Regions from separate parts of the Homo sapiens genome. Here region 1 is linked to region 2. Evidence: read pairs that join two places in POLR2A ChIA-PET (ENCODE). Cell type or tissue: OCI-LY7. All regions are shown on one strand. Region 1 overlaps SYNE3 (spectrin repeat containing nuclear envelope family member 3). Region 2 overlaps SYNE3 (spectrin repeat containing nuclear envelope family member 3).

Region 1 (5,000 bases), 54 kb before region 2:
GCACCAGGCTCACTCAGTGCCAGGCTCTTTGCATGCTTATGGGTGCCATTGTCATCCTCATTTTACAAATGAGGAATCTGGGGAACAGACAGGTGAATACACTTGCCTGAGTCACACAGCTAGTAGATGGAGAAGACAGATGCAGTCCTATTCTATACATACTTCAAAGTCTGTACCTTTTCTGTCTCATGTAACTTGAATGCTGGACTTAATACTCTTAACTTTTTCTGAAAGTCTAGTGGAACTATGAAATCTTTGAATTTGTAGGCCCAGAGCGGTGGCTCACGCCTGTAATCCCATCACTTTGGGCGGCTGAGGCAGGCGGATCACCTGAGGTCAGGAGTTCGAGACCAGCCTGGCCAACATGGTGAAACCCTGTCTTTATTAAAAATGCAAAAATTAGCTGGCTATGGTGGTGCATGCCTATAATCCCAGATTTCTGGTGAAATGAATGGAATCCCAGCTACTTGGGAGGCTGAGGCAGGAGAATCGCTTGAACCCGGTAGGTGGAGGTTGTAGTGAGCCAAGATTATGCCACTACACTCCAGCCTGGGTGACAGAGCAAGACTCCATCTCAAAAAAACAAAACAAACAAACAAACAAAAATCTTTTAATTGTGATTAAAATGTAACTTTAAAAGCCTCTAATTTTTTTAAAAAAAATTGTTAATACCACTTTAAGGAAATTGAAATCTTAGAAATGTACACATGATTTCACTGCTCTATGATGCTACTTTTTTCCTTTTTTTTTTTTTTAAGAGTTGGGATCTTGTCCTGTCACCCAGGCTGGAGGGGAGTGCAGTGGCGCTCCTGTCACAGCTCACTGCAGCCTTGGATTCTGGGCTCAAGAGGTCTTTCTGACTAAGGCTCTCTAATTGTGGGGATTACAGGCACGTGGCACTGCATCCGGCTTCATTCTTCATCTTTTTTTGACAGTTTTTGAATGATTTGCACAGGAGGGGTTGACAAACTGTGGCCTGCTGGTCAAATGCCACCTGTTTTTGTAAATAAAGTTTTGTTGGAACGCAGTCATGCTCATTTATTTACATGCTATCTGTGGCTATTTTCATGCTACCATGACAGATTTGAGGAGATGTGACGGAGACCATATGGCTTGTAAAGCCTAAAAGCCTTGCTCTCTGACCGTCTCCAGAAACAGTCTGCCAACCCTCGCTCTAGAGTGCAGCGCTTTGCAGTCTGCTCTTTTTCTCTGCAGACCGTGCATTATTCTAGGGTGTTAATTTCTCGTTGTAAATGGCCAGATTATGCTGTAGAGTGGGTGGATGTCACAAACTTTCCTTGCTGGACTGTTATATTGCATCTTTTTTTTTCTCCCCTCGGGAAAACTGTCACATTTGCAAATTTATTATTTATTTGTTATATAGCACCTACTGTGTGCCAGCATTGTTCTAAGCACTTTACCAATATGAACTCACCTAGTCTTCAGATCTGCAGTGAGAAGTTTATGCTAATACCATCCCCATATTACAGATGAGAAGGCAAAGTCAGAGGAGTTAAATATACTGGGCTAAGACCACATAGCTTATTTGGCAGCAAAGTCAGGTTTGAATCCTTAGCAGCTGTTAGGAAGTGTCCCAGGAAAAGCAGGCCTTTGTGAATCCCTGTGTGGGGGGACAGGGGCTGGGGCAGTGACTCACCAGGAGTGAGCCCTGCCAGGCCCCCTCAGCCCAGCCCTGGAGCCTCACACCATCCAGATTTGAATTGGCCCTAATCTTCCAGCTCGGGCCAAGTGACCACAAATTTTATTTCTTTGTTTAAAATGGCCCTGAAAAGAGGGCCAGCAGCTGATGCTAAAGAGCAAGTGCAGAGCCCTAAGAAAACAATGGCTCCGGATCAGAAAAATACCATTTGGGTGTAAGAGTACGAGAGTGGATAGTTGAGCCCGGCAGGAGTGCTGCTTCATGGCTGGAAGACTCCACAGCTTGCTCACTTGCTACATAAATGATAACTTTGCAAATATTTGAGTTGCCTGGAGAAAACATAAATGCAATATAACTGTCCAAGAAAAAGGAAGTGGTTCAAGAAAGTTTGTGACCTTCACTCCATAGAATATTCTGAGCTGTTTACAATGAGAATGTAATGATGGACACTGTGGATTGCTTGTGGCAAACATATTCTTATCTTCTGTGAGATAGGGGGTCTTAGGGGAGGAGGAGGGAATTCCAGACGTTCTCACCAGGAGAACAAGCTTCCTAAGATTTCATGGAGCCCTCGTGGCCCATCCAGGTCCCACCCCCGATCCCAGGAATGATGTCAGAGGAGGCTGGTTAAAATCCCCAGCTCACAGACACATTTTGGAATGTGAATTTAGCTAGGGCTTCCCACAGGACATTCATAAATGGGTGGATTCCAGAAGGTCCCATGTTAAGAAATGCCATGTTAGAGAGACTGGAGTGGAGGGATCAGGGGAGGGAGTCCACAGTGTTGAGAATCCTCCAAATGCAACACTCACTTTGCAGAAGAAGAAAGAGACATTGAGCTTTGTCAGGGCAGGATGCTCTTATCTGTTTGGTTCATCTCTGTGATCTTCAACACTGACCACAGTGTCTGGCATAGGCTTTGAAGGATTTGTCATTAAGTGAATTAAGCATCTCCCAAGCTTTGGAAAGGAGAGAAATTGGGTCTGGTATAGTTCTTGATCAGAAGACAAGACGACCACAACCTGACTCTCTGCCCATCCACTTAGGGTCCTTTTAGGGCATGGCCTTCATCTTCTCCCGGCCCCTCTGAGTGGAATGAGAGGTGGGAGAGACCTGGGTTTTGGAGCCGCTGCCCTGTCAAGGTGCTCTGCCTGATTCATTTCAAGCCATACTCTTGAGAGGCCCACTGGGGAAGGCTTCGCAGGCCCAGCTGCCATAACCCCAAGCCTCACTGGCCCCTCGGGCTTGTCCCAGGCTTAGGACTGTTCACGGGGGACAGTCCAGCATGAGCCACTGGGGCTCACCCTCCACCCCGTCTGTCTCTCAGTCAGTTGGGTGTGAGATGGGAAATCCTGTTCTGAGTCAAAAAGGAACCCTCCTCCCTTGCCTTCCTGATTCACTTCCTCATTCTGCCGACATTTTACAGCCTGGCACAGGTGCTGGAGCCATGCAGGCCTGGCCTTGCTTCTGACTTGGTGCCTCAGTCACTGTCTGACGTGGGCAGGAGAGCCAGCTTCAGTTTCCCCATCTGTCAGGCAGCACGATGACCCCTGATTTGAAGGTTGATGGGGGCCTTCATGGTGTCTGCCCAGTGCCTGGCACACAGCAGGCCTCACCCATGGGAACTATTGCCATTGTGAGTAGCATTTGATAACATTTTACCCAACCAACAGGAGTCTCCTTTGGCACCCTAAGATCAAGACCCAGTGATAACCTTGACACCTACCAGGACAATCATAGGGTCGCAGATGAACCCAGAGCAGGAGACAGGGTAGCAGCAGGCAGGAGACTCCTTAACTGTCAAACAGCATTGTCCAAGGTGGGCCCGGCTGGGCATTTTGCTGGGAAAAGGACTGTAAGGACAGACTGGGCACAGACACTCTTGGAAGGAATGGAGGCTGCTCTCACAGTTCATTAGACATTGGCAAGCTTAATCAGTTCTTGAGAAAAGACCCTTCTATCTGAACCCATGGCCTTTTTTTTCTTTCTTTTCTTTTCTTTCTTTTTTTTTTTGAGACTGAGTCTCGCTCTGTTGCCCAGGCTGGAGTGCAATGGCATGATCTCGGCTCACTGCAACCTCCGCCTCCCAGGTTCAAGCGATTCTCCTGCCTCAGCTTCCTGAATAGCTGGGATTACAGGTGCCTGCCACCACGCCCAACTGATTTTTGTATTTTTAGTAGAGACGGGGTTTCACCATGCTGGCCAGGCTGGCTCGAACGCCTGACCTCAGGCGATCCACACACCTCAGCCTCCCAAAGTGCTGGGATTACAGGCATGAGCCACGGCGCCCAGCACCCATGGCCTTTTTTTTGAAGAGCAGGTTTACAATAAATAGGATGCCTTAGGGTTAAACGGCACCTTACAAGGCATTTCCTAGCATGTGACTTAAGGTGCCCTGTTGCAAGGGCCCTGCTTGGTCCAGTGTGGTTTTCACACCATTGAGCAGATGCTGCCCTGACTGCTTGTGGGTCCTGTCACTGAGTAGGCTGTGCCACTCTCTTGCTCACAAACCCTCACTGGCTCCCTATTGCCCACAGAGTAAAACCCACACAACCCTTTGGAATCCTGTGCTGTTCAGTCCCCTCAGCCTGCTCTCCAGTATGGCCTCCTCCCGTCTCTCTTTGTTAACAATTGCCAAACCCATCCTGCAGCCTGAACTTGGCCTTGCACTTCCCCATCTCCCAGCTTTTGGTCTCGCCAGTCCATCCACTCGTTATGCCCTTTCCCACTTCTCATCTTATTCAGACCCTGCTCATCCTTCACATCCCAGCCAGGGTATCCCTTCCTCTATGAGCCTCTCCTGGAATCTTCATAAGAATCATTGCTCCTTTCTCTAGGCTCTGTGCCTCTGCATTTAACACCCATAGCACTCTCATTTAGAGCTTGTGATCTGGAGAACCCGAGCTTGAAACCTATAGGCCCTAGTGGCACCGCGCCAGGCACATCTGGATGTGGAAGTCAAATGGTCTTTTTTTTTTCTTTTTTTTAAGAGTCAGGGGTCTCACTTTGTTGCCCAGGCTGGCTTCAAACTCCTTCTACCTCAGCCTCCTGAGTAGCTGGGATTGCAGGCAGGCACCACCACACCTGGCTAAATGGTGTTAGATTTGAATTCTCGCCTCCCAGCTACTATCTCTGGAATCTTGGGCAGGCCATGAAACTGCTCAGCTTCAGTATTCTCATCTATAAAACAGGAATGAATATTAAGACCTACCTTTCAAGTATAAAATTAAAAAAAAATTATCTCAACAAATGCTATTGAATTGGATTGAGTAGCTTTCACAGGGGGAGTTTATTCCTCACCGGAATTCCAAACACCAAATGATGGGCTGTTGGGTTGAGA
Region 2 (5,000 bases):
CTTTATTTACAAAAACAGGCCTCTGGTGGGATTTGGTCGGTGGGTGGAGGGGTGTAGCTTGCCCCAGTTCTGGAGGGATGTGGCCAAAGTGTTCTGTGAGGACGCTGTAGTGACCCTAAGGAGAGGCACCCAACTCCATCAGGGCTCAGGGAAGGCTTCCTGGAGGGGGTGGCGCCTGAATGAGCATGAGCTGGCCGAGACGAAGAGCAGCCTGGCTGAACGGGTCGGGTCTCACAACACGGTGCTCATGAGGAACGCTCTTAATGTGCACACTGTCCTGTGTCTCTGCAGAGCCTGCTCGCTCAGCACAAAGACTTTGGAGCAGCTTTTGAGCCCCTGCAGAGGAAGCTCTTGGACCTCCAGGTCAGGGTCCAAGCCGAGAAGGGGCTTCAGCGGGACCTTCCTGGAAAACAGGCCCAGCTCTCAAGGTTGCAGGTGAGGGGTCTGTGAGGCCTGAATCACTCCTGCCCAGGTGCTCAGCTGCACCTGGAAGCAGCGTCTCCCTCTAGCAGTAACCAGCAAAGCAACAGCTGCCGTGAGCCAGAAATTTAGACCCTTAGTTGAGATCTGACCTTTCACCTCAACAGAACCTCTGCTTATTTATCTGATGGTTCCTGACCTCAAACAACTGAGTCTTGAGCTCAGCAAAATGACAAACTGTCTTTCTGTTTACTCCTCAGTTCCAAAGTCTAACATTGGTATTTGTTTTTAGAATTGCTTTGCTAAGTATTCTTAATGAGTCCAGAGGTGTTCAGTTAAACCAACTTTGGGATTAAGAATAAATGTTCTGAAACGTGGACTGTAAGTAGGCTGACCGTTGATCATTGTTGGCTGGATAAGGAACTTGATGGTTTTTTAAAATGCGCGTGATACAATAGTTCTCTCTTTAAAACCCAAGCACAGCTCATACATAAATTGAGAGTGTTCTCTAGAAGACATTAAAAATAGTGCATTTTAGGCCGGGAGCGGTGGCTCACGCCTGTAATCCCAGCACTTTGGGAGGTGAGCAGATTGCCTGACTTTAGGATTTTGAGATCAGCCTGGGCAACATGGTGAAACCCTGTCTCTACTTAAAATAAAAAATTTTTTTTAAAAAAGCAAAAAATTTAGCCAGGCGTGGTGGCGGGAATCTGTAACCCCAGCTACTTGGGAGGCCGAGGCACCAGAATCACTTGAACCCAGGAGGCAGAGGTTGCAGTGAGCCCACATTGTGCCACTGTGCTCCAGCCTGGGCGACAGAGTGAGACTCTGTCTCCAAAAAAAGAAAAAAAATAGTGCATTTTGGGTTTTAAAACTAAAATTGGGACGTGTTTCCTCATAATGAGAGGTGGTCATCAAGTATGAGTCCCAATGTGAGTTTGTCCCCAGAGATGCCATCTGTCTTGTAGCAGAGTTTATTTTCATGGTGTCCCAGAATATTTTTGTCTGATTTTTAAAATCTCTCCAGCCCTGAGAGTGGGCCCATCAGACCAGCCATGTGGTTGGTACTTCCGCTGGTATGAAAGAGCCCCACCGCCTTGGGGAATTCACCCCTCCCAGGCTCTCCCACTCAGAGGCTCTGCCCTGATCGGCCACCCCAAGGGAGGGAGAGGTGGGAAGATTAGCCTACCTGTTCCCTTCTCTACTGCAGGGGCTGCAGGAAGAGGGGCTGGACTTGGGGGCACAGATGGAGGCTGCAAGGCCTCTGGTCCAGGAGAACCCCAACCACCAGCACAAAATGGACCAGCTTTCCTCCGACTTCCAGGCCCTGCAGAGGTCTCTGGAGGTAAGGGGCTGGCAGAAGGGCCTGTGCTTTGACAGAGAGCCGGCCCCTGTCATCCAACACGCCTGGGGCCTTTCTTCCCCTTTCCTGCCTTCATTCCTTCTAACCTCTCTTTTTTCTTTCTCCCTGTTTTCTTCCCTTCCTCATTCATACAACAGACAATTATTGAGCACCTCCCATATGCCAGGCAGTGTTCTAGGTGGCCCTAAGGATGGAGGTAGCAGAGCATGACAGCCCAGGCCCCTGCTCTCCTGGGAGTTACGCCCCAGTTGGGTAGATGGACAATTAATCATCAAGCAAACAAGCCAATGCACAATTACATATTGAGATTAGGGCCAAGCGGCAAAAGAAGAGAGCAGGCTGCTGAGATCCTTAGGCAGCCCAGAACACAGGCGGCCTCGGGTCCCTTGCAGCCTGCACAAGGCCTGGAGGCCACAGAGCTTCATCGCCAGTGCCCTCTAGTGGCCACCTCAGCTCTTTCTAGGGTTTGTCCAGGATTCAGTCCCCTTCCAGCAGTAGGGATGGAACTCAAAGCTCCTTCAAAACTGGCCTGAGGACAAGTGGAAATGCAGACTCCAGGCCCCACTGTGACACTGATTCAGATGGAGTCCTGGGTCTGCCGTTGTAACAAGCCCTGAGGAGTATAAAGCAGGGTCTCTGGTGCTCACACCTCAAGAAAACCCAGTGAGGCAGTGAGAGCTCTCCCTCCTACCTGACATTGCACGCCCTATTTCATACCAAACATTCCTAACCTCCTCTTTACACTCCTGAAATTCATAGGGAATATACCCACCCAGGAAATAGAAAAGAGAAATCAAAGGAAAGTAATTATAATACAATATTGTCCAATATGTAAGTACTCCCAGATGGCCACACTCAAGACATAAGGAGGTGGTCAGAACGTGCCCTCCCTGTGTGACAGCCGCAAATGCTGTGTCAGGTGGCACAACCATCACGGCCTCTAGTGATGTGGTTTTCTGAAATGGGAACAACGCTTGATAGCACTTTGATCAAACCCAAGAGCAGTCTTCCATCCACTTACACAAAGGGTGCAGCTCTAGAGAAGTCAGTATGTTTGTTAAAACTGCAAAATCTTCCTTGTGTTTGTGTGTTGATTGGAGTGACAGTCTGAGCTCAGGTCATGCCAAGCAGGTTTTTTACTGCTGTAGATATTAGGAGGACATGAGAAAATCGTGTGGGATGTGGGCAAATTCTGCATTTGTGGACTATCCACCCCAGGGTGGAATGCGAGCACCCATCCCTCTCACTCCACCTAGTATCACCCTCACCACCTCTATCGCAGCAACTGCAAACCCTCCCCACCAGTTTCCAGGACATAAGGCATCACCTGTGGAGCCCCATTGGTGTAAGTGACGATTAATGTCTGGTTGAATTCATTTAATTACATTCAATAAACTAGCAGTTAGTAGTTTCAAGGTCGAGGCAGTAGAGAAATAGGACACACTGTCCTCACTCCTCAGGAGCCCATAGAAACCCGTAGAAGCAGCAAAAGTCTCCTAATACCTCCATCCAAATGATGGGCTAGATTAGTCGTTACGAGAAGCAGCGTTAACTGAGCATCACTCGGTGTTGCAAAATGATGATATTCCAATTCTTATTGATTGTTTATATTCTTCTTTAAAGAGAAATTGCCCTTTTATTATTTTGGTACCCAGTGCTTGTTAATCTAATATGTCCTTCCCCACAGCGAGGCAGTCTCTGTGTCCCCCTGGGGGGCAGGTATCTGATGTTGGAGATCACAGCTCTATGTACGGGAAGCCCTTGGAGGCGTCTGGTCTAATGTTGGCACACAGGGACCAGGAGGGGACAGTGGTAGGGACAACTCAGAGAAGTGGAGTTTTAGATAACTTCTCAGGCCCTCATTGATGGCTCACTGAGGACAGAGGCAGCAGTCTCCCCAGCCCCTGGTATGGGCCTGGTATCCAGCGATCTCAGTCAGTGTCTGTGGAATGTAGAAGGCAGGGCCTATGGTAGCCCTGCAGAGAGTCATGATGACCTTATTCAAGGAACACAGCTGGAATGGGAACGGCAGGCCCTGGGGTCTGACTGGTTCATGGCAGGCTATGTAAAGAAAGCTCCAAGGGTCTCAGGCTGGGTGGCCAGAGGCATAGAGAATGGCTGCCCTTCTGGGGACAGTGTCCACCTTTCCTGGTGACAGAGAGCTGAACAATAGATTGGCCCAGGAAACAGTACTCAGGAAAAAGAACAAAGAAAGACTGAACGTGAATATCTGAGTGTGCAGCTCGATTACTTTTTTTAAAAATTAAATGCATCTGTGTTACCAGCACCCAACTAAAACACAGAATATTACCAGCCTCCCAAAGCCTCTGTGCCTGCGGTCATGCCCAGCTCACCATTCCCGACCCTCAAGGGGGGCTCTGACTTCATGCTTCCCGCAACATAGCTTGGGCTTGCCTGATGTTATCCTTCATTTAAATTGAATTGGACAGAATGTTTTCTTTTGTGCCTGGCCTTTAGCTCTCCAGATGATGGTTGTAAATTCATCTGCTGTATTGCATGTGGTTATAGACTGTTCATTCTTGCTGCTGTAAAACATTCCATTGTGTGAATATACCACCGTGTATTTATTCATTCTACTCTTGATGGGCACTTGGATAGTTTCCAACTTGGGGCTGTCACATGTATGACCTTGGGTGAGGATATGTTCCCATTTCTGGGACATACACCGGGAGTGGAATGGCTGGGCCATCAGCTACAGCCACGTTCCATTTGGGTAGATTCTGACCCGTGGTTTCCACAAGTGGTTGAGCCAATTTACACTTGGATCAGTGGTGGACAGGAGATCCAATTTCCCCCACCCTCACCTAGACTTGGTCGTTTTCCTAAAAGTAAGATAGGCTTTAAACCAGATTTGATCTTCCAAGGGTAAATTCCTTGTGCTGTGTGGAGGGAAGGGCCAGCCCAGCCTCTTGTGGTGCTACTTGGTGGGGAGCCCTGGGGTCCCCAGCGGGTGTGAGAGCCCTGCAGGGTGGGGGTGGTGCGGGGGTCTCCCCCTCGGCCAGCACTCAGGATGCCCTGGGCTCCCCGGGCTGTGCTGCAGGACCTTGTGGACAGGTGTCGGCAGAGTGTGCAGGAGCACTGCACCTTCAGCCACCAGCTGCTGGAGCTGCGGCAGTGGATCGTTGTGACCACGCAAAAGCTGGAGGCACACCGGGGAGAGGCGGGCCCGGGGGATGCCGAGTCCCAAGAGGCCGAG

Evidence for each region. Peaks named below come from ENCODE experiments on the same cell type or tissue, not always from the same donor. Only the 100,000 strongest peaks of a DNase experiment are listed, where the experiment ranks them.
Region 1: POLR2A ChIA-PET joins it to region 2 with 10 read pairs; 3 of 35 experiments call an interaction of 5 or more read pairs at or near these places.

Annotation. Positions count from the first base shown.
Region 1 is chr14:95,493,785-95,498,784 of GRCh38, reverse strand. The region is part of intron 1 of SYNE3 (spectrin repeat containing nuclear envelope family member 3); the gene reads left to right. Among named protein-coding and RNA genes, the nearest start is that of SYNE3-AS1, 20 kb to the left of the region's middle. RefSeq lists enhancers at 3,060-3,159, 3,048-3,549. In OCI-LY7, no CTCF peak of the experiment used is centred here; DNase peaks (open chromatin) are centred at 954 and 3,074; H3K4me3 peaks cover 1,337 bases; H3K27ac peaks cover 3,587 bases.
Region 2 is chr14:95,439,920-95,444,919 of GRCh38, reverse strand. It overlaps SYNE3 (spectrin repeat containing nuclear envelope family member 3), which reads left to right. Exons shown (of 18, transcript NM_152592.6): 10 at 292-435; 11 at 1,631-1,765; 12 at 4,845-5,000. Among named protein-coding and RNA genes, the nearest start is that of SYNE3-AS1, 74 kb to the left of the region's middle. In OCI-LY7, CTCF peaks have their summits at 2,049 and 2,251 (motif pointing left); DNase peaks (open chromatin) are centred at 2,189 and 2,729; H3K27ac peaks cover 2,113 bases.